Regions from separate parts of the Mus musculus genome. Here regions 1, 2, 3 and 4 are each linked to region 5. Evidence: chromatin loops called from intact Hi-C (ENCODE). Cell type or tissue: heart. All regions are shown on one strand. Each heading gives the region's core, and the rest is flanking DNA. Links, peaks and the distances in the headings are about the cores only.

What was found. Peaks named below come from ENCODE experiments on the same cell type or tissue, not always from the same donor. Only the 100,000 strongest peaks of a DNase experiment are listed, where the experiment ranks them.
Region 1: a loop joins it to region 5, with 6 times the contacts of the local background. A loop is called at or near these places in 4 of 42 quality-filtered maps.
Region 2: it touches region 5 in a loop (3-fold over the local background); 3 of 42 quality-filtered maps call a loop at or near these places.
Region 3: a loop joins it to region 5, with 5 times the contacts of the local background. A loop is called at or near these places in 11 of 42 quality-filtered maps.
Region 4: it touches region 5 in a loop (4-fold over the local background); 5 of 42 quality-filtered maps call a loop at or near these places.

Annotation. Positions count from the first base shown.
Region 1 is chr9:40,411,762-40,417,776 of GRCm38, reverse strand. Gramd1b (GRAM domain containing 1B) reads left to right here. Exons shown (of 20, transcript NM_172768.2): 2 at 4,403-4,480. It overlaps Gm51668 (a long non-coding RNA gene), which reads right to left and starts at 797. Exons shown (of 3, transcript XR_003948127.1): 1 at 281-797. In heart, for the core only: CTCF peaks have their summits at 1,419 (motif pointing left), 2,312 and 2,512 (motif pointing right); DNase peaks (open chromatin) are centred at 2,526 and 3,206; H3K4me3 peaks cover 1,383 bases; H3K27ac peaks cover 1,639 bases.
Region 2 is chr9:40,753,762-40,759,776 of GRCm38, reverse strand. The region is part of intron 1 of Clmp (CXADR-like membrane protein); the gene reads right to left. Among named protein-coding and RNA genes, the nearest start is that of Hspa8, 45 kb to the left of the region's middle. In heart, for the core only: CTCF peaks have their summits at 1,834 (motif pointing right), 2,296 (motif pointing left) and 3,244 (motif pointing left); DNase peaks (open chromatin) are centred at 1,886, 2,276, 2,586 and 3,216; H3K4me3 peaks cover 1,710 bases; H3K27ac peaks cover 1,753 bases.
Region 3 is chr9:40,387,974-40,393,988 of GRCm38, reverse strand. All of the region lies in intron 2 of Gramd1b (GRAM domain containing 1B), which reads left to right. Among named protein-coding and RNA genes, the nearest start is that of Gm51668, 26 kb to the left of the region's middle. In heart, for the core only: a CTCF peak has its summit at 2,966 (motif pointing right); no DNase peak of the experiment used is centred there; H3K4me3 peaks cover 1,351 bases; H3K27ac peaks cover 1,055 bases.
Region 4 is chr9:40,475,907-40,481,921 of GRCm38, reverse strand. It overlaps a transcript of Gramd1b not described here. Among named protein-coding and RNA genes, the nearest start is that of Gramd1b, 23 kb to the right of the region's middle. In heart, for the core only: a CTCF peak has its summit at 2,384 (motif pointing right); a DNase peak (open chromatin) is centred at 2,391; H3K27ac peaks cover 2,643 bases.
Region 5 is chr9:40,225,115-40,231,129 of GRCm38, reverse strand. No RefSeq gene overlaps it. Among named protein-coding and RNA genes, the nearest start is that of Zfp202, 36 kb to the right of the region's middle. In heart, for the core only: a CTCF peak has its summit at 2,849 (motif pointing left); no DNase peak of the experiment used is centred there; H3K27me3 peaks cover 327 bases.

The DNA.
Region 1 (6,015 bases), core at 508-5,507, 190 kb before region 5:
TGGTGTGGGTGGCTCCCATCACGGTTGAGGAGTACTGAGTTTCATCTTGCAAGCCTTGTGACAGCTTGGGCCCACCTGAATCTCAAACTTTAGTTTAGAGATTTAGTGCATCATTGCCTGGGAGAGGAAGAGCTAACTGTCCTCAGGAGATGCCCTTCCAGGAAAGGGGCTGGGCACAGTGGCCACATGTGCCTGGGGTCCCATGTGCTACTGGGAAGCTGGAAGCCTGGAAGTTCAAGCCCAAGGGGTGATGAGTTCAAGGTCAATCTAGGAAACTTACTGGTGCTGTCTCAAGATAAAAGAAGGCCCAGGCCTCAGTGGGAGAGGACTTTCCAACACAGGAAAGACCCCGGGCTCCATCCCCAGAGCTGCAAAAATAAAAGAAGACATTAAACTAAATAAAATATTGAAAGGATACCAGGTTCCATCTCCATCAGATGGAACAAGTGCATCTTCTTATGGCTTATGAGGTTGGCCGGTGTTTTCTACCTGTGTGTCTGGTCCTTGGGGTGGGGAGGAAGATGGTAGTTCAGTGGACTCAAGGGACTCTGTCCAGCATGCATTTCAGAGTTTCCCCACCATGGCCTGCCTTCTGGAGCATGCTTCGTGAATTACTGTGCATTTCCCCCCAGCCCTTCCCCCCAGGGTTGTGTTAATGGGACTATCTGGGACACACCTCTGCAGTACTAGGCACATGGGGAACAGCACTGGGAGTCTGCTGGTTCCCTCAGGTATATTCAAGAATTCTGTGTGAGTGTGTGTGTGTATGTTAGTGTATGTATGTGTGTATGTCTAAGTGTTTGAATGTATGCATATATGAGAGCGTTGTGTATTAGTGTGTGGTGGTTTGAATATGCTTGGCCCAGGGAGTGGCACTATTGGAAGGTATGGCGCTGTTGGAGTAGGTGTGGCTTTGTTGGAGGAAGTGTGTCACTGTGGGTATGGGCTTTAAGACCCTCATCCTTGCTGCGTGGAAGCCAGTATTCTGCTAGCAGCCTCCAGATGAAGAGGTAGACCTCTCAGCTCCTCCTGCACCATGCCTGCCTGGATGCTGCCCTGCTTCCACCTTGATGATAATAGACTGAACCTCTGAACCTGTAAGCCAGCCCCAATTAAATGTTGTCCTTATAAGAGTTGCCTTGGTCATGGTGTCTGTTCACAGCAGTAAAACCCTAACTAAGATAGTGTGTGTGTGCGTGCATTAGTGTGTCTGAGTATGTATGTGTATGTCTGAGTGTGTGCCTGTGGAAGCTGTATGTCAACCTCAGGATTCATTCTTCAGGTGCTGTCTCCCATGTTTTTGAGACAGGGTCTCTCACTAGCCAAGTCCTCTAGGCTAGCTGGCCAGTGAGCCCCAGAGATCTCTCTATTCCTGCTTTCCCAGTACTGGGATTACAGTGTGAGCCACCTAGTGGACACGGGTATCAGACGCAGCTAGCTTTGAACTGTCCTGCCTCTGCGTCCGACTACTGGGGTGACAGGTATGTCCTGTCTCCCTGCTTGGCTGCCTCCAATTTTAAATTTCAATGCAAAAAGCTTGCGGTTGAGACTCTGCTCTTTTACTGGCTCCAGAAAGAAGTGAACTTCTGTTTTCTGTTCTCGAAGCACCGCATCATGTTTTGTGAAAGTCATCATTTCTCACTCTTGAATATAGGATCCATGTCTGGTTTACATCTTCTGCCTATGCGTCGTCCTCTGCAGAATGATGTGTCTTCCATGGTGTGCCATCCAGCACTGCACAGTGGCTAATGTGTGTACTAAACACTGCTATCTGAGCTTTTTATATATTTGTTCTTATAAACCTTACTATGGCTTTGTGTGGGAAGAAGTACACGTAATGTCCCGTTAGTAGCTATTCCTCTGGCAATAAGAGTCATACAAGTAAGATGTGATGCGTGATCCCTGGGAGGTCTGCCTTTTTCTGAAGGGAAATGGAGGAGGAGTGGATTACGGGGAGAGGGGAGGTGGCAGGGAGGGTCTGGAGGAGAGGAGGGAGGGGAAACTTCGGTCAGGATGTAATATACGAGAGGATTAAAAAAAAGCGAGGTACCAATTCAACCCATAGGAGAGTATACTGGGCATGTTGCCCCTTCCTATTACAGGATCATGCTATGCGGCCTAGGCCTCATGTTCTAGACTCAGCCACCGCCTCGATACTGCCCCCTGTTGGCTTTGTTGAATGTGTGCAGGCTTTTTTTTTTTTCTTTTCTTAAAAATGTGTGTGTGTGTGTCTCACGAGTGCCAGAGGACAGATTTCGATAGATGTTTATTTCTTTCCACAGTATGAGTTCTGGGGATTGAACTCAGGTGCGGGTCTCAGGGCTTGGAGGCAAGTGTCTTCCACCCTCTGATGCATCTGGTTGGCCCCTACTTAGTATTTATCCGTTACTTGGAACCACGACACACTTTGAAGGTGACCAGTTATTTTTACTTCCTGTTAGTAGAATTTTCCAAACCATGGAAAGACCAGAAGGGGGCACTCAAAAATCAACTCATTCTGGTGACTGAGGCGCTAGTTTGGTTATGATTTGGGAAACAACAGTGCCATCTAGTGGAGTAACTTGCTAATATCAGGTCAAGTCCCCCTCTCTCCGGTTCTTTTTCTCTCCCTCCCCACCTTTTTCTGAGACAGGATTTCTGTGTAGTTCTGGCCATGCTGGAACTCACTTTGTAAAGATCACTGTAACCTCAAACTCATAGATATCCGACTGCTTCTGCCTCCTTTAGCGTGGGGAAAAAAATTCACGCTATTGCCGGCTAGGCACCCGCTGGCGGTCTCAGTCTGTTCCCAGCCTGGCATACAGGTTGAGACTGCATTTCTTCCCTTTGCCAAAGCCTGTCCCACCAAAGTTGGCTCTGCCTCTCCAGAGCCCAGAAACAGTTCTCTCCTCCCCGCAGCTGGCTGCCACCAAACCCGCTTCGCACTCCCAAATTTCCACAAATAGCTGGGATGCACTTCTCGCAAACCCATGCTCTGCCCAGTTGAATCGCAGCAAGAAGGAAAGCATCACACAATCTTAGTTTAGAATCGATAGGTAACACAATCCCTGGGTGCAGAAACTAGCATCGTAATTTTCCCTAAGTTAGGTCCTGGTGGATCCGCCACTCGAACTAACAGCCCCCAGCCTACGTGCCTTGCTCCTGCTGTCCGAGAGGGCAGGTCCTTTCCTCTGAGTTCCCTCTTCCTTTCCGGACCCGGAAGTCCCGCCTCCTCCCCGTCCAGTGATTGGTTTCTTGTTGTCTTTATTATCTTATCAATTAGGGAAACTTTCCACAGCAGTCTCCCTAGTGAGTACTGGGATCAAAGGAGTGCGGCCCTATTGCTTAAGTATGGGATCTCCTTGAATTAGCTTTGCCTTAAGCTTTGGATGCTAGAAGAAGGGTGTGGTGAGTAGGAACATCCTTGATCTTTTGGGTTAGTTGAATCCATTGACTATTAAAAAATTTTAAGAACCCTGATCTTTCGACACCCATCATCTGCTTTTCCTGCCAAGTACTTTCCATGGCGCACATTGGCATATCTATCTTGAGGATTGACTTTGGAGCTGTGAGACTTGGAATTTCTCCTCCAGTGCCCCTGCCCCGACCCCCATGGCGCTTGATAAGAGTCGATCAGATGACCCCAATATGAAATTTCACGGGTCAGCAACACTGGAGCAAAGTAATGTTACAAGATGTTTTAAATATATATTACCATGTTGCATAAAATCCTGCTTTTTTTTTTTTTAAGACAGTTTCTCTCTGTAGCTCTGGCTGTCTTGGAACTGGCTTGGTAGACCAACCAGGCTTCAACCTCACAGAGATCCGCCTGCCTCTGCCTCCCAAGTGCGGGGATTAAAGGTGTGCACCATTACATCCAGCTTTAGAGCTCTGCTTTTGAACTCTGTAATTCATCCAGCCCTCAGAATAGGGAGAGGAGGGGCTTTCTTGATCCCTCCCTCCCTCTTAGCCCTCCCTCGGGGCAGAGTCCTAGTAGGTGGGGCAATCTCCCTCCCTCTTACTTTACAAGCCCCTCCCTTTCCTACTGCACCACATCCTTGGGGGCTTGGGTGAGTTGAAGAAAAATGGATCACTGTCCTGTCAGATTGCTTAAGTAGCAAAGTTGGAAGCTGTCAGTGCTTGCCTACCTCGGTATACATGCTTGGTGATCCAGGAAGTAGGTTAGGCCCTTCCTTCTGCAGTCTAGACAGCAGCAGAGATAGATGCCTTGGACATCATGAGAGTGACTGTCAGACGGTTAGTGTCTTTTTTCAGCTTAGCACCCCTGCTTCCACTGGAACGTTCTGTTTTCTCTTGGTTTTGTAACCCCATTTCTTTGTGTAGCTGAAGTCTGCACGACCTCTCCCAAGAGATGAGAAAGCTGGAGAGGTTATAACGTCCACGTTCTGTGTCTTTTCCTCAGCAGCCAGCAAAGCAGCCAACAGAGCAGCCACGACGATGATTCGAGCAGGTTCCTGAGTCCTCGAGTGCGCGACGAAAGGTGAGTTTGAAGAAACGGGAGTTTCGTGGGAGGAGTGGGGAAATGGCTGAGAATGGGCTTCTGCTGCTTCTGCTGTATGCGAGCGAGCGCTCCGGGAAGGGAAAGAGGAGGCATCTGGCCTTTGTCCTTGGAAAATGACTGGAAAGAGAAGCTGTTGCCCAGGAACCCAGAGGGAACAACACTATTGCAGATGCTGAGGGCATGGGGCTGTCTCTTCAAGGGAAGAAGCCAACTGCAGACCAAAGGCTCTGGGCAGGTTAGGAGTTGAGTCATGCTTTTTACTATTTTTGTTTTTCTGTTTTTGTTTTTGTTTTGAGAGAGAGCGCGTTTCTCTATGTAGCCCTGACCGTCGGGAACTGGCTTTGTAAACCAGGCTGGCCTTGAACTGACAGAGGCTGCCTGTCTCTGCCTTCCAAATTCTGGGATTAAATGTGTGTACCATTCTTTAAAGGTTGAATGTAGCATGACTCAAGTAGGGAAAAGAAATTTTGTTTCTTTTTTGTTTTGGAGCAGTCTGTGTGTCCTGGGATGGGCACTTCTGGTCCCTGAAGGCCAGATCGTTTGGAGTGGAGCAGATTGTGTGTGTCGGGGGTTACTGGATAAGAGGTGGATGTGGTGATAGAGAGGCTACATGGGGAATATGGAGGCTCCTAAATGCTGGGCTGAGGATGGGAGAGTGGCTGGTTCTGCACTAGGGATATGAAGACCAGCCAGGATCAGTTTCATTAGTGCTGTGAGTATAAACAGAAGGGTTTCTGGTTGTGAATTAAGATTGTTCTTTCTATAAATCAAGGAAAGAAGATTTGACCTGCTGGGTTGAACCTTGATCTTGTGCCTCTAGCACGCAGAACACACATTTGGAATTATAGCCGGAGAGAGCAGGGCAGCAGATGGGGAATTAAAAGAAAGCCACAGGGGCTCTGGGTTTTGTTACTTTTGGGTCAGCCTCTTGTTATGTAGCTTTAGCCTGGACTGAACTTTAGGTCCTCCTCCCTCGCTTTCCTCCAGGCCTAGGACTATAGGGGTCTGCTACTGTGCCTGGCTCGAGATACATGTTCTAAAGGAGAAAATCAATTGCATATTAGAAGAGATCATTTACTTAAAAGATATTTTAGATTACATTTAATGTATGCATGTGTGTGAATGGGGGGTATATATGTGTGTGTGTGTGTTTGTATGTGTGGATGCATGTGGAGATTAGAGGACCATTTTCAGCAGTCTGTTTTCTTTCACCCTGTGAGTCTTGGAGATTGAATTTGGTTTCTCAGGTTTGGTGGCAAGCTCCTTTACCTGGTAAGCCATTGGGCCACCTCAAGATACATTTTGGTGGGAGGGTGGGGTAGAGATTGGCAGCTTATGTCTCTCACCCAGCGCTCTGGAGTCAAGGCTAGGACGATCCCTGGAAGTGTAAATCCAGTCTGGTCTACAGAGCTTTGGGCCTGCCCAAGTCATGTATGGAGATCCTGTTTTGAAAAAGACAAACAAAATTATTTTGTAAGTCTAATATTGACTAACTTGACATGATTTCCTATGAA
Region 2 (6,015 bases), core at 427-5,426, 530 kb before region 5:
GTGTGTGGTCCTGGCTGTCCTGGATCTCACTCTATAGGCCAGGCTGGCCTTAAACTCAGTATCTGCCTGCCTCTGCCTCCGGAGTGCTGGGATTAAAGGAATGTGCCACCACTGCCCAGTCACAACCATGTCTTTCATCTGTCTACTAGCAGCAGCTTCTGGAAGGATGGCACTCACGGAATCTCTGCATCAACACAGGCAGCTCTAGTGCCTGAAGTTACAAAGTTTCAAAGGCCCTGACGCTCAGGAGAGCCTTCTTATTTTCAAATGAGCTGCTCTAACCACAGAATGATTTTCCGCTTTCTAGCGGCGTGCATTTCGGAGAATGAAAACATGACAAACACCATTGTACTATAAAGGGAAATTATTCATGCTAGGAGAATTATGTAAATCTAGAGAAGTTCATGGGCATCTAATTACAGGGTTCAGGACAGTCTTCCAAGGGCTTGGTAAATATTAGAAATGTTGTATGGAAATCATCTGTCTAGGAGAGGGTAGCACTTCAAGGTTCTAAAAGAAAGGAAACTGCTGGTATCGCTGAGTGCCTTGCTGGTCATGCTGGAACACATCTATAAGCCCAGCTACTTGGGAGGCTGAGCCTAGATGGTCACTTGAACTTGAGCATGACAGTCAGACCCTGTCTTTAAAATAGAGAAAACAAAGGTCAACTCTAACGTCCATGTGCCCCTAATCCCATCACTTGGAGTCTAAGGTAGGAGAATCAAAAGTTTGGGGCCACCCGGGGTAAAAAAAAAAAAAAAATTAAAAAGATGGGGTCAGGGGCTGGTGAGATGACTCAGTGGGTAAGAGCACTGACTGCTCTTCTGACGGTCCTGAGTTCAAATCCCAGCAACCACATGGTGGCTCACAACCACCCATAATGAGACCTGATGCCCTCTTCTGGTGCATCTGAAGACAGCTACAGTGTACTTATATATAATAATAAATAAATCTTAAAAAAAAAAAAAAAAGATGGGGTCAGAGAGTTGGTTCAGCAGTTAAGAGCACTGGCTGTTCTTCCAAACCAGGATTCTTGCCTCTCTTATCACGTGTACCCCAGATGTCAAGTTCTTTTAGAACAAATGTGGTGCAAAGTGCAAGGCTGTGAAATGCAACACACGTGTTACACTTATATTTGAACAAATGTGTATGTGCCGAGCTTATGTGGTGCAACCAATATAGAAATAACTTTTAAAAAAAGATTTATTATATCTAAGTACACTGTAGCTGTCTTCAGACACACCAGAAGAAGGCATCCAATCCCATTACAGATGGTTGTGAGTCACCATGTGGTTGCTGGGAATTGAACTCAGGACCTCCAGAAGAGCAGTCAGTGCTCTTAACTGCTGAGTCATCTCTCCAGCCCAAAATCATACTTTCAAAATCATACTTTTACTGCCTATGTGAGAAGATTTCCTGTAAACTAACATAGTTTTGCTTTTGGTTTTTGCTTTTGTGAGTCTGAATACATAGCAGATAGCCAGTCAGCATTTAGACCTATTTTACTGTTGAGTGAACCTTGGCACAGGGGAGGAACATCGTGAGATGAGGTCCGGTTAAATCATTTAGAGTGGAAATGCTCTATAACATTGCCGGTTCTCCTTCAGCCCACATGGCAGCCCTCAGGAAAGCGGAGAAACTGACTGCACTGTACTGTGTTGGGCTTGGCCGAGGATGCGCTAGCTTTCATTCGCCGCTGAAACCCGCAGAGTTGTCTTAGCTTCGTGCAAAGCTCAAGAACTGTACACCACCCTCGTGCATCCAGGAGGCCCTTGCTATATGCAGAATAAACAAATGCAAAGGCTCTGCTGTGAGACTTGCTGAGGGAGGCCACTAGAGGGAAACAAAGGCCCAGATTTGGACGATGTCCCCAGAGGGCCGGAACAAGGTGGTGGGCGGTGTACACTGCGCTCTCTAGCTTCTATTTATAACACATCCAGAATTAAATACAGCAGCGCCAGGAGGGTGCCTTCGTGAATACAAACGACTTCAGCGAGGCAGGGAGTGTCAACCAGAGCCTACGGATCTGCCTATTTTCTTGAACCTTAAGTCCCCGTCCTCCCTCCTCCCGACCCCCCCCCACCTCCTCCCCACCATCCTCCCCCCTCCCCCCAACTCCAAGATGCTACCAGATTTCTGGGATTTTTTTTTTTTTTGGTCATCTTAAGAAATAATTTTTACCATATGTTGAATCTACAGTTTGAGCTGGCAGGGCCCTCGGTAGTGTTTGTGGGAACTGCTTAGCATGTGCCTGCCATCTGGTGGGTGAGAGGGAATGGGCAGGTCCAGCCACCCTCTGGCTGCTAGCATAGGATTTCCTGGGCAACAGGGATCAACCTTAGGGCGAAGAAACCCTTACAGTCGGTATAACTTAGGAGGAGATCACAGCCTGGCCAAGCTAGTGAGTCGCAGGGGTTCAGGGAAGGGAAGAATTTTTGAAATTTTTGCTGCAGTATTTATCGATAGGAAGCGGGGTTTGGAAAGAGGCTTCTTGTGTATATGCAAAACGCCTTCCTGGAAGCCTTGGGCTTTCCCTAGTGGGGATTTCACGGGCAACTCAGACACTTAACAAGGTGCTAGTGGGAACCTCTCAGCCTTAGCGTTATCAACAGCCACTCCCCCACCCCCATCCCCCGGCCTGGGGTCAGCTGCCCTGGAAACCGCTCCCTCCGTGCTCCTCCATGGTAAGGTGGGACTAATTCTTCGTGTACTTGCTGCTTAAGATTAGCTTAAGATTTTGCGCTCTAAAACCTTGGGTCTCATTGGACTCCTTTGATCATTCCAGACTTTTTTTCAAAAAGACCAGGCAAGAAGGAGTTTTAACAAAAAACATATTCATATCCCCCGCCCCTCTCATAAGGGATAGTGGGCTGGGCCGTGACCAAAGAACAACCTCTAACCTCTCTTCTTCCTAAATAAGACTTTACTACTTTCCCAAAGCTCATTGAATGCCCAAGGCGGACAACTTGTCCCTAGTCACCCATGTTTGCTCTTCCTGAAAGGTTACCCCATGAGTACAGGCTCCCTACATGTTCCCAAGCTCCGAGTAATGAACTAAGGAAATGACCCCTGAATGTATAGTCAAAGCAGGCTCTAGGCAAGGCCGCAGCTCTTGGTGTAGGAGTTATCATCCAAGTAATTTACCAGCCTGTGTAGATCAGAGTTTACAAAGTTAGAGCATCCCATGGCAGGGATCGAAAGTCTGGTCTTTCACATTGTGCAGTATACAGTACAGTGCCCTCTAGTGGGCGACACAGATGTAGCCTCCCTTTCTTCCATTGAGTGAGAACATTTTTCAATGGTTAGGGGACATTTAGTATTCACTAACCTTGAGTGGGAGGAGTTTCCCCATATTTTGCTTTACCCAGAATGCTCCAGTAAGCCTCAGGAGAATGGATGCATCGGATATACGTAAGAAAGTAAGGTATTAGAAAGTAAAGTCATTCGGATATTTGCAAGCCTGAAGCAGGGAAAAAGCTGTGAATACTGTGACTTCAAAGTTAGCCTGGGCTACACTGACTTATCCTGTCTAAAAGCAAAACACAGAGAATGAACAAAAACAAAGGGAAAAGCCGTATTTCATTGTATAGATCAAGAATTAAGACACGGGCTGGTGAGATGGCTCTGAGTTCAAATCCCAACAACCACATGGTCGCTCACAACTATCTGTAATGGGGTCAGGTCCCCTCTTCTGGCTTGCAGGCATACATGTATACATAATAAATAAATCTTTAAAAAAATTAAGACACACAGTGACTCAAGCCAAGTTGTAGAGTCCTGTGGGGTGTGGGGGTGTATGTGTATGCATGAGTGAGGCATTCACACTTTCTGGAACACTGTATACATTTCATGAGGCACCATGGACCCGGATTTAGACAGTCTCCTGACCTCTCTCAGCCTTTTCTTCTCTGCTTGTTTTTGTTTTTTGTTTGTTTATTTGTAGACAGGGTTTCTCTGTGAAGTTCTGCCTGTCCTGGAACTTGCTTTGAAGACCAAGGATCTCGGACTCTGAGATCCGCCTGTCTCTGCCTCCTGAGTGCTGGGATTAAAGACATGCACCACTACCCCCACTCCCAACACGCCTTTTCTTCTCTGTAAAACGAAGAAAGGTTGTTGGAAGGATTGTACATGGCCTGGGTAAAAGATCTAACAAGGCACCCACTCAACAAACGGTGGTTATTATTAACGACAGTCACACTGTGTTGTAAAAGACAAAGAGAAACAGGCACAAGGAGGCAAACCAGGATTGTGAGGTGTTCTGGGGAGTCAGGCATGCTGTGGCTGCAGATTGGAGGGAAGGGAGAACACACCAGGTGGAGGGAGCATCTGGAGCTGGGGGAGCACCTGGAGCTGGGGGAGCATCTGGAGCTGGGGGAGCACCTGGAGCTGGGGGAGCATCTGGAGCTGGGGGAACACCTGGAGCTGGGGGAGCACCTGGAGCTGGGGGAGCACCTGGAGCTGGGGGAGCATCTGGAGCTGGGGGAGCACCTGGAGCTGGGGGAGCACCTGGAGCTGAGGGAGAACGTGGCCTCTCTTGCCAGCTTCACTGACAGCTAGTGAGGTTCCTTTTCTACCCAGCATATGTTTCCTTCTAAGCCTTGGACCCAGCCCATTCCGGGATCTCCATATGAAGGTCTTCAGAGGAGAGAAAAAAACTACATAGGCTATGTGTTGCTAACCACCAGACCAGACCTATTTCAGCGACTTCTTTAATGCAAACATATTTGGTATTTAGACAAAGCCAAAAGCTAAAGGAATGAGGCCAGCGGAATTTCAAACATCTGGAAACTGGGATGGTGTCCCCCTGAGAGGACATTTGTTCCAGGAGTCTCTGAAATAGTGGGGTGGCCACAAGGACTAGGCTTTAGTCAGGAGATGGGTCGCAGGGATTTAGCTCCACACCCTAGGCTGGGTTTTAAGTAAACGATAGGAAGAAGAAAAGAAAGGAGGGGTTGGGGATAAGGAGAAGGTGACAGGAAGATGGTGAAGGGGACAAAAAGAGGAAAGGAGGAGAGGGAGAGGGGAATAATAGAATATGAGTAATGAGAGCCCAGTATTGACGGAAACAATAATGGGGATAGGTTTTTGTTATTGTTGTTGTTGTTTTGTTTTGTTTTTTGTTTTTGGTTTTGGTTTTTCAAGACAAGGTTTCTCTGTGTAGCCCTGGCTGTCCTGGAACTCACTTTGTAGAGCAGGCTGGCCTCGGACTCAGAAATCCGCCTGCCTCTGCCTCCCAAGTGCTGGGATTAAGGGCGTGCGCCACCACACCTGGCTTTGGGGATAGGTTTTTCCTCTGTGATTTGTTACTGTAGGGCTGAGGCTCAAAGCCCTGGGCCTTGTACATGTTGGGCAAATACTTAACCACGGAACTACATCCCTAGCCCTAAGTATTAGGATTTAGGTAAAATATTAGGTCTTAGGTGGAATGTTATGGCCTAGATAAAATGTTAAGGCCTGGGTAACTGTTACCTGGCTAGCCTGCCTTTATAAGGAAATTTTCTCATATGTTTCTGCTGTTACTAAGAAACCCTCTAATGCCAAGATTGAGTACATATTCTGTTACGTTCTGAGCCCTTGGAAACCGATCCTGATAGAAGACAGTAGAACTGTTTTGTATCGTTACCTGTAATAAGCTTGGACCTGAACCAACTCCCCAACAGCTCTTCCTGCAGCTGTGTATAAGCTTTTATGATATAAGCTGCCCCTAGGATGGACCCCAATATAAGAGAGACACCTGCACTAATTTAAGAAATTATTTGGAGTAAGATTTTCATTTTGAGTAGTGGTCGAGTAAAGTTTAAATTCTCAAGACTTCCCTGGGAACTGACATCCTACTTGGCAGAAAGAGACATGTATGTGGGTAACTGCCATCCTGGTTGGCAAGTTAATTACATGAATGTTAGACAAGTCCCATCCTGGTAGACAAGTTAAAATATGAATGTTAGACAAGGCAAGCCCCGCCCTTGATTCATGTCAAGTTAGGACATGAATATTAGACAAGGCAAGTCCCCTGCC
Region 3 (6,015 bases), core at 475-5,474, 160 kb before region 5:
GGCAGTGCTGAGATTGGATTCCAAGAGACTTGTGTGTGGAGTAAAGAGGACTTCAAGGCTCATAGATTGCCTTGCTTTGTTACCTGGCTTACAGACATGTTGTGTTACTGAGACTCCTGCAGGGGAGGGGACAGAAGAGAAGACATTAAGGGACCTGCAGGCCAGGATGCCATTGCAAGGATATGAACACTTAGAAGTGTCCCTTGATGGTGAGTCTGGGTCAGGAAGGTTTGTCACCTGAGCAGGCTGGGCTAAGCAAGGACCTTATAGGGTTAGATTTCCTCCAGCATATAGACACCATCTCCCTGATTGTGCAGGTAATATTGGGGAGGCATGACCACACCTTCAGGTAGAAGCAGCAGATCTGTCTGCAGCCAGCCATATTTGCCTTGTCTACTGATGTTTTTGGTGTATGCTGGTGCCATACGTTTTTGTGTTAGGCTATGAGGTTGGGCTTGAACTGAGTAAGGTAATATGGATGAGGAGAAATGAGGGAGGGGAAGGACAAATGGTCTGGGGGCTGGATTTTGAGCAGGGTCTCAGGAAGAAGGGAGGAGTTTGGAACTGAAGACATTTCTCCAAGAATCATAGGGTTTTGTTGTTGTTGTTGTTGTAATTGTATCTTAAAAATGACATTTATTTATTTGTGTGTGTGTGCCTGCCCACACATAGCACAGCGCTCATTGTCGAAGTCAGAAGACAACTTGCTCCATCAGAAGTCAGTTTGCTCCATCATGTGTGTCCCGGGGACTGAACCCAGTTCTTCAGGTTTAGCAACAAAGGCCGTAGTCACTGAGCCATCTCCCTGGCCCGATAACAGATTTCCTGGTAGATTTATATAGTAGAAGCCTGAGTGGAAATGACTTTTAGAGGCTGACAGGCTTGCACTGACCTAATTTTTTTCTTTTTTTTCTTCTGTGACTTAGATCCGTAAGTTGTAAAGTGGATCTGTAAGCTGCCATTTTTTTGATCACTCTCTATGGGCTTAAAATGCTGGACACAAGGGAAGCCTTGTCCTTACCAGGCCAAGTGGGCCTCACTCATGGGGAGGAGATGACCACGGAGGAGGATATGAGGCATGCTTGAGGGCTTGGATCTGTTTTGCCACACCTCACTTTCTGTGGGGGAAGTGCAGCTTATAGCTTCTGCCGAGTGTTCTCTTAGGAGTGTTGCTGTCTTCCATCGGTGCCCGCTCCGGCACACAGGATGCTTACAGTGAATACTGGCATGGTGCTTTGAGTGCGCTTTTTTTATTTTTTCCTTTCTTAGCAGTGCGAGCGGTCTGCTCTGCTTTTCCGTGAGACCGAGAGTACTCTGGCCAGTTCCCTTCTCTCAGTGGCCCTCTGACGGATAGAGGCTCTCCCAAGCTGCCTGCTTTAAGGGCCAGAGAGGAAGCTGTAGTTGCTGCAAGCTGAGCTGACTGTCCCTGCCGGGCAGAAAACCTAGAGTGATGAATGGGGCTGGATGAAGTCATCCTGCTCCGCCAATCAGGCTGCTCCAACGGAGCTAGGGGCCTTTGCGGATCCAGCTTGGCTGCCTGCTGCTCTCTCATGCACCTTTAGACAGAGGCTGTGAGTCTCTGGGAGTGGAGTTGGGGGTGTGGGAACGGCCCGCCCCTGGCTTCTGTGTAGGCCTCAGTCAGTCTGAATGTTATTGCAAGGTGAGTGGCTTTACGGGGAGTCCCTTTCCCTTCGCCTTCTCCACTTTGCTGTGCCACTCAGCGCGGTGCCTCCAGCTCCTCCTCGCACAGAACCTACCCCTGCTTCCATCTGAGTGCCTGCACCTTAACACCTGCCCCCTCCAACCCAAACCTTCGCCTTGCCTTGTGACCCAGCACTGGTTCAGCACCTTCCAGCAGCCTCTGTCCACATGTGCGCCTTGTCCTCATCTCTGGGTACCTACCAGTGATGGGGCAGTGATGGGGCAGTGATGGGGCAGGGCATCCACTCTGCATCCTCTCCCCCCAGCAGGGGGAGCCTGGGGAGACCCACACTGCCCTTCTGAGACCAAGTACGAGGGGAGGGGAGATGGACTGACTGGGCCTCATGGGTATTTGTGGGGATATTGACCGCCCGCTTCCCTAACTGGCTGGGAACCCCCGGATGTTTTCCTCCATTACCAACTGAGGAGGTACCAGGGGACCCCTCTGGAGAGTGGAAGCAGGTCTCATTCTCCTGGCCTTCCTTCCAGAGGGGGTGGTGTCCTCTTTCTGGGTGGACATTTGTGACTCTGCCTTTTCTCCCTGGATGGTGCTCTGCTCCCCAGGCCAAGCCGGGGTCATGGATCCGGCCGACGTGGCGACGGCAAAGGTAGGATGGAAATGCTGCCGGCCGCACTGTGCGTAAGTGGTTTCGCTCTGCGAGTTCCGCCTTTGGTTCACTTTTTCTCCCCTCCTCTCCCTCAGCCCAGCACTCAGGAGCAGTCAGGGCTGTGTCAGGAGAGGGAAATGACCTCAGGAGATGGGAGGGTGTGTCTTGTGCTACACAGCACACCGGCCACCTCTTATCCGCATATCTGAGCCTGTGGCTGGAGGAGAATAGGAACGTGGTCACGCCGAGGGCATTTGCCTGGACTCACTTTCCATTTCTGTCTTTTTCTTTAGCTATTGCTCAGCTTTCTGTTTATCTTCATCCTACCTGCTTTTGGCTCCCCTGTTCTCTGTCTTCCTCCTCTGCCTCTTCCCGATTCTCCTGCTCCATGGGCTCATCCTAACGCTGTCTCTCAACTTCTGTGTTCTTTCCCTTGCTGCTGTGTACCGGCTAGGTGGGAGGTTGTGGACTGAGCAGCCTTAGGAGTGGAGACAGCTCATCCTGCAGCCGACATTGGCCTTGGAGCTGGTGAGGCCTTGGTGCCTGAGTGACAGGCGATGTCCCTCCCCGAGCTCCTAGGAGCTCCAATGTCTGGCCGGTTTGAGTCTCTGAGGAGTAAAGGTGGCTGGGTGCTGTACCTATGGCCTTGGACACACTAGAGGGCGATGTTGAATACTGTTCTTATTCTGGACGCTGCTGGCAATTAGAATTTTGCTTTTCTGTGTATTTTTCCAAACAAGGAGCCTGAGCCATTGGTAGTAACTGGAGGAGGCAAGTCTCAACAGCTCCTCCCCAACCCCTGTCCTGTGTACAAGGAGACACCTGTAGTTTGGCCTTTACTGGGGGCCTTGCTGTTTGGCCAGATGGCCGAGTCTCCATTCTCACAGAGGTGGAAGACTCGAAGAGGCTCAGACTTCTGGAGCAGGTTGGGTTCCCTGTGATGTGAATGGAAGAGAGTGTGAGAAAGGAGGCCCAATCAGCCAGGCTGATGCAAGCAGAACTGTCTGGGCAGGTTCTCTTGGAATCATCGACTTGAGTGATTCTTCCATTCCTCTGTGCTGTGTGATCGGAAGGAAGTTACTTAACCTCTCTGAGCTTTCACCTTTTAGCCTATACGAAGGGGAGAATGACATTTATCTGTGGTTTACATCAGATGAGATCTGACGCACACTTGAGGAAGAGCAAGGGAAAGAACTCAAATGAGAACAGATTACCCAGGACTGCGTCCCTGCCTTCGTACTTTCACGAATACTTAAATAACCAACCAATATATGGGATGCCGCAGGGTGCTGTGCATTGGCTGTTATGGGGGCAGGCATCTGGGCTGTGTTTGGATCCAAAAGTGTTTGCTGTATGCAGTGTGCTGTCTGGTTGGGATGCTGCTGTCCCTGACTTGGGTGATGCTGAGCCAGTGATCTAGCTCTTGAACCTGTAAGTGGTTTGTCACCCACCTGCCAGCTTTATGGCATGATAGTAGGGTAAAGTCTAGGCAAGGCGTGGCCTTGGGGGCACTGGGGAGTTCTGGAGTGAGTTCGGAGAGATGTGGTCATGTTGTGTCTGTATTTGCATGTGGGGGTGGAAGCCTACACAGCCCTGTTCTCCTTAGGCCATTCTATACCTTAGGCTAGGTCTCAGGTCATCTCCGGTCACTGCTGTAGAAGCAGAACTCCAGTTGGATCATTCCTGAGGTTAGCGTTTGCTCTCAGGTTCTGGACCACAAAGTTGCTGGAACTGAGAGTATTCAATCCTAGGACTTCTTTAACCCTCTCCGATCCAAGCTCTTTGAACAGTTATCTCAGGCATCTTCCATCTTGGCTCGTGAATCACCAAGCCATGAATTGGCTTTATAGTCCAAGGCCCATGAACCTCCTGCACTCTTAGGCAGAACTTGACACAGAGTGGTTTGATGACGATGTCACCTGTGGTTTCCATCAGTTCTGCAGAAAGCTTATAACTCGAAGCTGAGGCATCTTGAGCTGATTCAAGATGCTTTCATAAAGAGGTTGGTTGTATAGGCCAGGTAGAAAGCCCGAAGCCCAGATTCAAAGAGACTATGTTATGGCTGGATGCCCTGGACCCATGAGAATGTAAAAAGCCCGCGAATAGCTGAGTAAAAATTCATATTGTGATTCACAGGTCTAAATACATGTAAATGCCCCCTCTTACCTTAGCCCGCCCTGCTTTATTTCTGAGTTGCTGTTTTCACATATTCCCCCAGCCCTAACACACTGAACTATGTTGCTACAGAAAGAAATAGCCTTTTTTGAGGAGGTGTGGTCAGTCCTGATGACAGCATCCTTATCTGATTCCATTCATTTCCTGGAGGAGGGCTTGGAGGCGTGGCTTCACTTCCGGGAGTCTGGATTCTGAGATTCTATTTTCACGACACTGCCCGTTTTGTTTCTTCAAGGTTCCAGTTTAAGATTGAGGTATCTCAGGTTTTAATCTGCGAAGGTATATGAAGGATAGCTTGCATTCAGACAGTTTTTGATCTCTTGAGAACAGACACTAGAAGCATTTATGAATCCTTCGTTCAGTGGAGGTGTAGTAAATGCCATTGATGGGGCAGCAGAGCCAGGTATGGGGGCTCAGAGAAGAATAGCACGTGCCATGTGGGTGGGCGCTCACCAGCTTTGGGGGAAGTCAGGTAAGCAAACAGGTTATGGCAGCTCAAGATAATGACAGTCAGCTGGGCATATTGGTGCACGCTTTCAACCTCAGTACTTGGGGAAGCAGAGGCAGGTGGATCTCTGTGAGTTTGAGGCTGGTCTGGTCTATACAGAGAATTCCAGAACAGCCAGACCTACATAATAGAGAAACCCTGTTGTAAAAGCTGAAACAACAGCAACAACAATAAACAAAACCAAAACCTAAACAAAACAAAAAACAAGGCAATGAGGGCCAGAAGAGGAATGGCTACCCCTGGGGAACACAGAAGTACTTTCTGATTGGGCAGGCTGGGAAGGAGGTGGTCAGGAAAGTGAGACGGTGGGCAATGGGATAGCTGTGACTGGAGGTACACGATTCTGAGTTCAGATTCTAGCATGCCCATCCTCTCTCTCTGTGAGCTTGAGTGAGTTACCTTGGCCTCTGCTGGTCTGTTTCTTTGTCAATAAGGACATCCACACCATAGAGCTGCCTTGGAGATTCAAGGACATTGCTGGGTTTGGGTGGATGGTCACTGATGGCAGCTGCTCATGGAGACCTTCTCAACAGCAGAGGGAGACTGCAAGCAGGTGTCTCCGTGCTTGGGATTTAGCTAGTGGGTAGAAGTCAAGGCCAAGGGCTGGTGAGATGGCTCAGTGGGTAAGAGCACCCGACTGCTCTTCCGAAGGTCCAGAGTTCAAATCCCAGCAACCACATGGTGGCTCACAACCATCCGTAACGAGATCTGACTCCCTCTTCTGGAGTGTCTGAAGACAGCTACAGTGTACTCACATATAATAATAAATAAATCTTTAAAAAAAGAAAAGAAGTCAAGGCCAAAGACAAAATGAGAAATACAAGCACAGAATAGAAATGTTCTGAGAGCCTCATAAGATACTGAGATAGTCAAAAATGCTGGGGATAAGAACTCTAAGCTATCATCAGACCTGCTTAGGAGCAAGACCCTCCCACTCCCTGGTAGACAGACAGGAGAGTTTCCTTATTTTGCTCCAGATTTTTATATTATATTTACATATCAATAAACTGTTCTTTTGAGGCA
Region 4 (6,015 bases), core at 323-5,322, 250 kb before region 5:
TCTTGAGTGCTGAAAATCTAGGCTTCCATCTCATCCCAAAGTACAATAACTTAGAGCCAAAGAAGCTAAGTAACAGACCCCCAAACCACACCACAATGAGAGTCACAGAGTTAATTCACTAAGCCACGATCACAGGGGATCACAGGGTACGTTGGTAGTAGAGATTGAGTTAGCTGGGGGCTCTCCTGTCTTCTGCGTGCACTCGACTCTTTCAGGAACAGAACCGGAGATTCAGAACCAAAAATTGTTCTTGAGACAAAGAGCAGCCAATCTCCAAGTCATTGTTCATCCTCCCTCCCCAGTCCCAGCTCTTTGTCTTCACTTCCCTGCCTTGCAGCCTGGCTAGACTCATTGGTGAGGGATGGGGAGGCATCCATTTGGACTGCTCCAACGTGGAGCTGGCAATGTGGATGCTTTGCTTGGTATTGGGGAGGAAGGGGAGATGTGCCTTTGTTGCTGTGTTGTTAGACTCTGGCCACCACAATATCCCCTCCTGCCAAGTTCTGCCCTGATCTCAGCAGGACAGTAGGAACTCAACTCCAGTTTGAAAGCTCCAGCCGTTCATCTAGAAGAGCCCTAGCCAAGAAACCCCTCTCCACTGCATTAACGTGGGGGAGGGGGCAGAATTTAACAGAAGTCAGGGTAAAAGATAATAGTGGAAATTCACTCTCATGACAGACAGATGGCCTTGGACCCACCCCCTTCTCTTCCTGTCCCCTCTGCTCTTCTTGCAGCTATCCCTTCTCTCCTCCCCACAAAAGTTTTTGATCGGATGGAGAAAGGCCAGCGGGAGATAAGAACCAACTGGATTCAGAGCCCCAAGGACAGGGATGGTGACTCTGGTCTATGTTTGAAGCACACTGTTGTGGTTACTCTCTGGAGCAGTAAGGATGGCTGTGTGGATAGGACTCTTAGGAGTGAAATGAAACTTTATAGCAGTAGGTATTGCTTACACCAGTATTTTTGTGCTAAGACTCCTCAAGAGGCTGATCACCCAAGTCCTTCCTCATTGTCAGAGGAGTCTGGAAGACTCTTTTGTACAGGTATAGACTGTATTATATGCAAGAAACTATAGTGTAGTTTTTTTTTTAAATTTGTGATTGCAAAATCTATTTACCACATTGTGATTAGAATATCATAGAAACAAAATAATAGAATACACAACAGGCCAGGATGGATTACATGGGAAAATGAGTGTTTCACTAGATTCTTTGGGCATTGTGTGTGTGGGGGGGGGGGGTTAGCATCAGGATGTACAGTGGTTGTATTGTGTTTTAGATCGAGGTTCACAGTCAAAAAACTAAATAATGTTGCTCTGCAGAAAGTCTTAGGGGTACACATGATGAGACGATCCAGCAGGCAAAGGCTTGTCATCAAGTTTGAACACATGAGTTCGGTCTGACCTAGACACACAAAAGCACACATGCAGAAATAGATGTAATAAAAATAAAGTAGTAGGGATAAAGATTTGGACGTCCTGTGGTCTGTGCTGTTGTGTAACTGGGACCTTAATCTCTCTGACTGAGCCTTATTTTCCTGTATGTGGGGTGAATGAAGAGAACCAGAACAATGAGTTAATAAGCTCCTTCTAGGCCCTCGGCTCCATAACGTTTAAGGTGAGTAAGAATTCGACCTCCCTCATAGGGTTGTCAATGGAAGAGATGACCTCTCTCCAGAGTAAACACCATATATCATCATGCTATAGAAATACACTAATATTTCTCATAAAAGTATGTTCTCCTTAAACCTCAGCTCATTCATTCATTGAGTATATACTGATATGGCAGACACTGGTCCTGATGCTAGGGAGTCAACTATGGGATAAAACTTGTGGTGTCTCTACCTTGAAGCTTCCTGTTGTAATGTCCCTCCTTCTCCCAACATATCAAGAATAATCCTACGCACACAAGAGGAGCGTTATAGTTTTTTTTTTAACTTACTAGTTTGTGTCCTGATCTTTTCAACTCCATCCAGTGTAGATATATCCATAGAGAGCCGACAATGTGACACTTCAGGGGGTCTTTTGTGCTCTGTACGTGACCTGACCTGAAAATCCCAAGCCATTGGACATATAAACATTCCATTATTATTTTCTTTAAATAGTGTCTCCCTCCATCTCCTGAAGCTATTGAACATATAGATCTGTCACTGGAAAGCTATCCACGCTCACTTTAAAAGTCTTTTTTAGCTTCTTGACATACTAATCTACTGTCAGACAAACACCCTCTGGGAATTTTATGACTAGGGTGACATTTTCCTGGCCTGCAGACCCAGGAGTGATGTCTGGAAAAGAGTATGGTCTGTGAGATCTGCATTTGGTTCTGAGGCGCCCAAGCTGAACTCTGGAAGAACCGTGGGTGCAGAGACATCTGGGGTCATCCTGGCCAGCAGAGGGCAGTAAGAACCCATCTTCTACACCACCAGGTATCAGACCCTTTCTGTCACATCTGGGCAGTTGTCAATATGACTGACTGGTTTACAGTCTTTTGCACACATGTTGGGTTAGACCAGAGCTCCCAGAACGACAGGGAAATAAGTAAGCTGACCCTAGCACCTCCTTCTCAGCTTTCGAAATTAGACATGCAGGTATGTTGCTGTATTTAATGCATGTTCAAGGGACATGGGTACATCAAGGTTGGACTGGTCTCTGGGAACAGAGCCTTCCACAAAGCAGAACCGTCACCTTCTGGAGACTCCGAGTCTTGGTTCTTCAACAGACAAATGGCTTGTTATCCCCTAAGGTTATCCCCACACAATTCTGAACCATGAATGCGTTTCCTGAGGTGCAAAGTCTGGGAGTCAAGGTTGCTATCTTGACCAGTTCAGGGGAGGCATTGTGGAGATATGTGGATGATATGTGATATGTGGAGATATGTGGATGGGATTTGAGGAGGTGGCCTTTGGTGTTGCTGCTGTAAGAAATATCACACATGAGTTTTTCCTACCAAATACCATTAAAACTTGTATTTAGGACAAAGAATTAAAACCTTTTGTTTCCTCCACCTTGTAAGCCTTGAAAAGGTTTTAGTCTGCCCCACCCAGTGAAAGCTTTGTTTACTCAAAAGCCCTCTACACTGTTCTAGGAATTTGATGGCTGGAAGCTTTTTCTCCTTGGAGCCGTGAGTCATTTTTCTTTTCCTCCACTGCCAATTCTTCTCATCTTAGCCAATCTAATGAGATTGCGAATTTGTGCTCCAGCCAATGGGAAAAAGACACAGTCCTCATCTTCCTTAGAATTCAAAACCAAGTGCATGTCCTGTCTTAGGTGGTTTGTGTTAGCTGTCAGACAGTTCCACAGCAAACTCAAGGGGCCCAGCAACTGCGGGGCACATCATACTAGCTGTAGAGGTGACACGTTTCTGCTGTTGCCTCATGTCACATGGCCTCCCCCTGCGTATGCACAAGCATCCCCTACATCCCCTAATAGAAGCCCCTCACCCTATTTCACCTCCTTCCCTCCCCATTTTCTCCACCCAGAAGCAGCCTCTGTTCCCTTTGCCCCTTCCCAGAATAAACCTCTCACGTGAGACCTGTCACATGGTATGACTTCATGGATTCCACCGTATAGATATGGCAGCTTGTGCTTGCTCTTCAGGAATACACCCTCTTTATCAGGAGTAAGAATTGCCTTGTTAAGACTCTTCCGTTGGTATGGTGGTCTCTTTGTGAGCCTAAATTTAGTTCGACTGCAGATAAGCTTTGGAAAAGTGGCAGGGACTGAAGCTGTAGCCTCCTGTGGAATTCTGAGCCAGGAGTCTCTGTTCTATTAGATCAGCTTAGAGGAATGGGTTCACCATTGTAATCCCAAGTTTTCCCAGTGTCTCTTTGATATTAAGACTGTATCGCCCCCAGAACACCAGGAATAATAATAGTATGAGACATTAAAACAGTGCAGAAAACAATTGGGATTTTGCTAGCACTGTGTGGTGTCTTTACAAGTAGTCGTTTGCTTCTATGGAAGCTATCATCAGTTGTGTAGACTGAGGTCTAGGCTAAGCTAAAATCAGTATTGTAGTATTGTACTTTTCAACAAGATGGCACCTGAGGTGAACAAGGACCCTCCTACTCCTCCAAAGCCAAGGCCAAGGCTTTGGTAGCTAAAAGAGCTGTGCCGACCTTGAGTCCCCTGGCCACTATGTGAGCCATGTAGGAGATGGAAAGCAGTAGCATCCAGTGTTTATTCTGAAGATCAAGGCCAATAAGCAAGACTGAGAAGAAGTTCTAAGGCTCTGTTGTGTCTAAAGTCAATGACCCAGTCAAACCCAAAGGGGAAAAGAAGCTGTCTGTTCCACAGGCTGCTGATTATGATGCTGCAGATTTGGCAATAAAATTAGGGGCTTCTGAATCGAATCCACAGAGTAGCTGAGTGTGTGAAAGAATGTCTTGTATCTCACTGCTTTCTAAGGAAAGAGCAGCCTGTGGGAACCCTCTTCTTTGCACTCCCAGAGCCCAGAAGGGTGTCATTTAACACAGCTTGTGTTTGGTGGGAACATCCATGAGCTCCAACAATGGAAGCTGTGAGCACCCGGGAATGAACCTGATACAGTATTTGGCTCTTTAGCACGTGAAGGTCTTTGAATTCAATTCCCAGCACCATAAAAATAGACAGATAGACAGACACGGCAAACAGACCCATGTCTTTTTGCTCTTGTCTTTAACAAGTTTCTGGTGTTCTCTCCAAAAGGTGTTGAGTGGTTTGCATACATTTAAGTAGCTAAGAATTACTATCGAAAGATACAGTTTAGAAAGAGTTTACCCTCACCACCCACAGCCTTCCCGCTGGACTCTGCCAAACTTGTCTGATCTGAAGCAGCGCTGGGAGATAATAGCCAAAAAGATCATGAAGTCAGAGACCAGACCTGGAAGGTTTGGGAATAAGGAAAAAGGAACTCATAGAAGCAGAATAAGGTTGTGGGTGAGGTGGGAAGTCTTTATGGATAGAAGTGGGGAGAAAGAAATGAAGGTGATATTGAGAAGTAACCATGTTAGGTAGGATAGAAGAAGAGGGAGAGGAGGAGGAGGAGGAAAGAGAAGAGGAGGAGGAAAGAGAAGAGGAGGAAGAAAGAGAAGAGGAGGAAGAAAGAGAAGAAGAGGAAGAAGGAGAAGAAGAGGAAGAAGAAGGAGAAGGGGAAGGGGAAAAGGGGGAAGAGGAAGGGGAAGGAGGAGGAGGAGGAAGAGAAGGAGAAAGAGAAAGAGGGAGAAGTAGTCCAGCCACCCAGAACCCAGAGAGACATTGCAGAATCAAATCATTTAGCATAAAATCAGCTGTTCCCAGATTTCCCACCAGTGTTCCACCTGGGAATGATGACAAGATACTAGGTGAGCAGCAGGCCCAAGGCCAGCCTGCTGCTATTGCCAGAGTCACTGGATCATGGCAGTTGTGACCTACATCAGAATACCTGCTACTCCTCTTCTTCAAAGTCAGAACAGCTCATGCTTAACTGGAATTGAGGAAGGGCAAAGAAGATCTAGGAGAAGATGCTGGCAAAGTGAAATAACAGTCTATGATGAAGGAGGCTGCGGTGCCAGAACAAGAATAGAGAACTGGTCCGTAGACAGCTCATACTCTATGTTTAAGGAGGCTGTGGTGCCAGAACGAGAATAGAGAGTGTGTCCTTAGACGTCATATGTGAGCGAGGTCCTTGTTCTTCTCCTTGGTTACTGAGTGGCTTACAGGCAAGACTTAACTTTTCTGCTCATAAGAGTCTATCACAGTTATAAATAACAGTGTATAGAAGTGTTCCACTTGCCGGGTACGGTGGCGCATGCCTTTAATCCCAGCACTCGGGAGGCAGAGGCAGGCGGTTTTCTGAGTTCGAGGCCAGCCTGGTTTACAATGTGAGTTCCAGGACAGCCGGGCCTATACAGAGAAACCCTGTCTGGAAAAAAGCGGGGCGTGGTGCAAAGAATCTATCCCTTTCATCCCAGTCTTCATGTCAACCTTAGAGTTTATTGAGAAAGCTAAAGGAAGCCCTATAATGCCTGTTGTAACTGTTCTGGCTATCCCACTGCCTG
Region 5 (6,015 bases), core at 551-5,550:
AGCTTTGCTTTCAAATCCTTACCGCCCACACTCTAGGATCTGTCACTCACTCACTCACTCATTCATTTATCCACTCAACAGTGTTTAGCATGTTCCTGCTCTGTCCAGTGTTGAACAGAATGTTATTGGTCCTGTTCTCAGAAAATGAATATTATAGTGTGGAAAAAGTCATTTGGACATACAATACACAACTCAGTGTTGGGTATTAACGTGTGGCAAGATGACGTTTTTGTTTGTTTGTTTGTTCGTTTGTTTGTTTTTGTTTTGAGACAGGGTTTCTCTGTGTAGCCCTGGCTATCCTGGAAGTTACTCTGTAGACCAGGCTGGCCTCGAACTCAGAAATCCGCCTCCCTCTGCCTCCCAAGTTCTGGGATTAAAGGCATGGGCCATGACTGCCCGGCAAGACGTTTTAAAAGCAGGTATCAGAAAGAGGTCTCTTTGAGTAAGTGACAGCTATACAGGGACTTTGAGATCAAAGGACAACCTGAGGAAACGTCTGGGGAAGTGAGTCCTGGAGAGAGAAGAGAAGGTGCCAGGTTGTGAGACAGGAGCATGGAACCGAGTGAGCAGTAGGCAGCTAGCATGACTGGAGGATGGGGAGCAAAGCACAGAAGAACAAGGAAGACACAGGAGATCTTCGTCTTAAATGTGATGGGAAGCCACTGGATAATTGGCAGGGAGGTGACCACCCGAGAGTGGTGTTTAGATGCTCTCCCCAGTCATATCAATTGGAAGGAGGCAGAGGAACCAGTTAGAAGCCTTGTTAAACTTTAAGAGTTAGTCTGCCTTGGACTAGGTGGTAGATAGGCATTCCAACAGTCATAGAATGTGGGGATTGGCAAAAATGCGACCAGTGATGTTTGCTAGAAGACTTGACAGGAGAAAGAGAGAAGTTAGGAGTTGGGCCTGGGCCCCTGCATGTGTACATATGTGCTTTTACCTCTGAGCGCTAGCTACCACCAGCTCAGCCACCACTCTACCAACAGGGTTTGTTTAGTTCTGGGGTATGAAAACTTGACAGACGGGTCGATGGGCTCGCCAATGAACCAAACAATCCCTAGAAATAGTGAACATTGCCATATGCGGGAAAAAAGTGGATTCTGCCTTATATGGTAATTTAGGTTATTAAGTATTTTACCCAGATTACCAGGGGTTATCCAGGTGGTTCCTAAATGCCACCAAGGTCTCCTGAGACAGAGGGAAAGGGAGATGACTCATAGCAAACAAGCTTATACAAGTAGCGGTTAAGGGACAAGTCTAGGGTATCAGGTGTTCCCCAACCTTGAAGGAGCTAGGAATGGATTTTCTTCCAGTTCCCCAGAGTGAGGCTGGGCCAACTCCTGGACTTCAGTGAAACTAGTTTGGAGCACCGAGTCTCCAGAACAATGAGAAAGGAAATTTCAGATGTTTGAAGCCAGCAGATTCCTGAAAGTTGTTGCAGCTGCTGTAATCACTCATCCAACTGCAAGACAAGACTGGACCAGGGCAGGTGTCAAGATAAAAGGAATCAGCACATTAGACAACGGATGGATGGAATAAAAGATTGGCAAGCGGGCTAGGACCATACGTGTTGTAGGGAAGGCCAGGGAGTGTGTTTGCTGGAGAAGGAGAGGCAGATAGGGGGAGATGGATGTCTCTGGGTGGTGGCGCCTGGACCAGATAAGTATCTTGCCCCAGTGCTGAGACAGGCCTGCCAATTCGATCCAAATTGGATTTTTCATGCTTTAATTGGGCTTTGCTGAAACCATGCTTTTCTTTTTCATGTCTAATTTCAAGCCTTGAAACGATCCCTTGGTTTAAATTGGGCGGTTTCCCAATGCTGTTTTCTTTCTGTTCAAACAAGGTTGACTTTGATTGACTGGCAGTTCTCAGCTACCCAATTTGCTCTCCTTTGTGCTGGTTCAACATGGCAAATGTCAGCCCCCGTGGCTGCCTCCCCTGCCCACTCACCTCATCCTTCTCTGTGGTGCTACAGCCTGGGGCTGAGGGCACAGGACGCTTGGTCATCAACCAGTGTCTCCTATGCCACTTATCCTATTCAAACAGCTCCGTTCCTAAAATAACTGTCTTTGAACTTCCTATAATCTCATTGTGGTGTCTGTCTCCTTAAGAAAAAAGGAACCTAACATGGAGAGAGTGCACGTAACTATAATCCCCCCCCACACACCCCTGCCGCAGGCTGCTGCTGAGGCACAACAAAGGATCATGAATTTGAGGCTAGCCTGGGCTACAGATTATGATTCTAATTTTTCACATACTTATATTATTGATGGAGAGTTGACTGTTTTCAGTATTTTGCTAGTATATGTAATTTTCCATGGGTGCATATAATCATTTTATTTCTTCTGACCAGCACTCAGAAGTATCTGTAACATGCTTTTAGCAACAACTATAAAGAACTCTTCAAATGTTGGCTTCAGTTGCCCCTCCCCAGGAGTGGGAGAGAGCCCAGTTGCTCCCCAGACCTACCATCTCTGGGGTTCTGAGCCCTTCTCAGTGGAGTTATTCTGTTGGGGTGCATGGTAGACTCTCACGGACCTGATGGTTTAAAGTTTCCTGCTGATAACGGTGCTCCCGCCTCCCTTGTGCTTTGTACCCATTTGCATGTCCTCATGTGCGACCTGTCTTGTTTGGAGCGTTGCTCCCAGAAGATGTTATATTTTTATGTCATTATTGTACTTTTACATTATCAATATAGCTCTCCAACCTCATAGATAATAAGCTCCTTTATACCCAAGAGCTATGCACTATTCATTAATTTCCTAGTGCATAGCTTATGCTTCCCACTGTACACTTGCTGAATAAAAAGAACAGGTGTTTAGGACTCACTCCATGATGATGAAATGTCGCCACCTTGTGTCCAGAGTGAATGAGCAGGAGGATGCAAAGTCAGTTGGCTTACTTATTCCTTGAGCTCATTTTGTTTTGTTTTGTTTTGTTTTGTTTTGTTTTGTTTTTTGAGACAGGGTTTCTCTGTGTAGTCCTGGCTGTCCTGGAGCTCACTGTGTAGACCAGGCTGGCATCGAACTCAGAAATCCGCCTGCCTCTGCCTCCCAAGTGCTGGGATTAAAGGCGTGCGCCACCACTGCCCAGCCCTTGAGCTCATTCTTAAATTCTCCCTGCCTCTTTCCTTTTCTCTGTCTCTGTCTCTCTCTATTTCTCTCTGTCTCTGTCTCTGTGTGTGTGTGTGTGTATGTGTGTGTTTTGAGACAGGGTCTCACCCTGTAGCCCAGGCTGCCCAAGGATTCACTAGTTAGTTCCTGTCTTGGATTCACAGCAATCCTCCTCCCTTTGTCCTCTGAGTGTTGGAGTAACAGGCAGGAACCCCTATGCCTTGTTTTGAGCTTTCTTTTATACGTGACATAAAAAAAATACATTGCGTATTTCTTCCACATACTTATTTTTTTCTTTAAAATTATATACTTATTTTCATTTTGTTGAAAACACTTGAGGTTTAGGTTTGTGTGACTTTCACTACTTGAGCAGCTGATGACAGTTTAAGATGCTGGGCGGTATATACTCAGGAAAAGCGGTCAATCAGTGGTCATTGTGTTCTAACTGTGTGGCAGGTGCTGAACATACTCTGAGATATATTCAAAAATATTTGACATTCTCAGAGGCTAAAAAAATGGAATATTATAGGAAAAAGGCCTGAAAAAGCCAGTGTTCACCAATTCATTCATCAGTCCGTGATCGAACACACACTGCTGTGCATTTGCCGTGTGCCAGACACTGCAGCATACGGTAAAACCCAAAGGTGTATGCTTTAAACCCTGGCTGCTCCAAGGAAACCTACATTAAAATTAGATTTGTTTGCGCCAAATTCAGGACTTTTTTGTAGTTTTGCCTGACTATAAATCCCTGCAGCCTGAGCTTGCTGTGTGACAGTCTTTCCCTGGGGAGATACAACGTGTGGGCCTACTCATCTCAGAAAGGGAGGGAGTCCACAATGGATTAAAGTAATGATTGTGCCAATGTCCACTTTACTAACAGGAAGATGGGTGGAGGGTTACTCAGAAAACAGCCACTTTACTACAAGGCCCTCCAGACATGAGAACTGTATCCCTGAACAGCTTGACCTACCCAACATCTCTTTCCTTAGTTTGGCTGCTCAGAGTCTCCACCTCCAACGACTGTTGGGAGACCCAGAGTCACCTCTGGTTACAGATAGATGAGGGGGTCCTAGACAAAGGTGGGAGGGGGTGCCAGACTTCACTGATCATCTCAGTTCTTTCTCCCTCCTAAGTCACTCATCAGCCCACCATTAGGATGAAAGGCAACAGTGGATTGATGAGGTCTAGAGACATCATGCGTGCCTTCCTCCATGGATGACTTCTCTGTCCAGGTTATAAGATATAAGGGTGTGGCCTTGATGTCAGTGGTCACAGTTAGGGACAGTTCCCTTCTGACAGAGAACAATGGGAGGTGCCTTAGATCTGTTATGACTGGGGTACTGGTAGTCATACCCGAATCCCTTTTATCTGTCAGGATTAGATGTATTCTGAAAGTTTTCTACACCAAAGTAGTAAGAACTTGGCCTTGGATTTGGGTGGGGGTGAAAGCAGAATGTGGTGGTAAGCTAGATTTGTTGTCGGTGTTGGGGCCAATGTCTCAATTGTTTTACTTTCTCCTTTGTACCCTTCTCTCTCAAAGATTTGCTTTTTAAATGTGCACGTGCTGTTAGGGGCTGAGACTCAGACTCCCCAGACTCAAATAATATGCAAAGCAAAGACGTTTACTCTTTAGAAACAACCAGCCTGCAGGGGTCAACCATTCACCACAATGTCAGTGACCAGAGGAGTTGGCAGGGCTAGGGGAATTTTCTAGAAGGGTTAGATAACCTCTAACACCATTGGCTAGAAGCGCAGCATTGTAATTAGTAACATTTTGATTGGTTGCTATGTTAGTTTTATTATTTTTGGTGAGGCTTTGAATAATTTCAAGAACCGACTCGGTTCTAACCTCATTATCCTCTTCGGCTAGGTGTTGCAGGAACTGACTCACTTCTGGACTTATCCTTCCTTTCCCAGTGTCATTGATTAATGGCCCAATGTTCATAGTTCCCCTGAGGAATCTTGTTCATTTTCCTGGGAAACTGAAGATTTTCAAAGCCAGGGTATTTGGACCTCTCAGTGCGTGTGTGCATGTGTATAAATTTATGTGTATCATGGTCATGCGCTAGTACCGGTGGAGCTGCAGACAGCGTCCGATTCCCTGCAGCTGGAGTTGCGAGTGAGCCACCTGATATGTCTACTGGGAACCAAACAGACACAGGATCCCTGGAAGAGCATCAAGCATCCTTAACCATGGATCCGTCTTTCCAGTCCATTTGCATTTCTCTCTCTCTCTTGAGAAGCTCATGTGATGACTGGTCACAGGAAATAGTTCCTTGTCCTCTCCCAAATGTTCCATTAAACTGGCGAGTAAGAGGCGTTTTCTTTCTATCTTGCATTATACTATATTACAAAGAGTGCCTGTAGCCATCGATTGATAATCACATAGACTCCTGGAGATTTTTTTTTTTTAGACATGAAATTACTATTTGATGAACACGGAAGCTTTTCTAACATGAACCAAAATTGGGCTGGCTACTGGAAAAATGAATGACAGTGAGTTGCTTTCTTTATTTGAGAAAAGGAACACGATTATGATGTGCTCAGGGCTGTGATGGATGAGTGTGGAGGGGACATGGAAGGTTGCTTCTTGGGCGAAGTGGAGAATGAATTGAGAATAGGGAGGAACTGGCAAGCAAGTATGGGTAAGAGCCAAGGGGTGGACCAAGATGTTTCCTGAGGAAAGAGTCTACAAGCAAGGGCAAAGTATCTGTGTCTCGTCCCCTACGTGCTGCAGGGCCGCTGGACACTTGTACCCTGAGAAATAATAGGACAAACTCAATATTTAACAATCCCACTGTCAACTACATTATGAGAAGTAACAGGGCAGACTTCAATATTTAAGGATTACATAATGGGTGAGTTAGAATGTGGTACCTCTGAATGCAGATGTGCCTGTTAG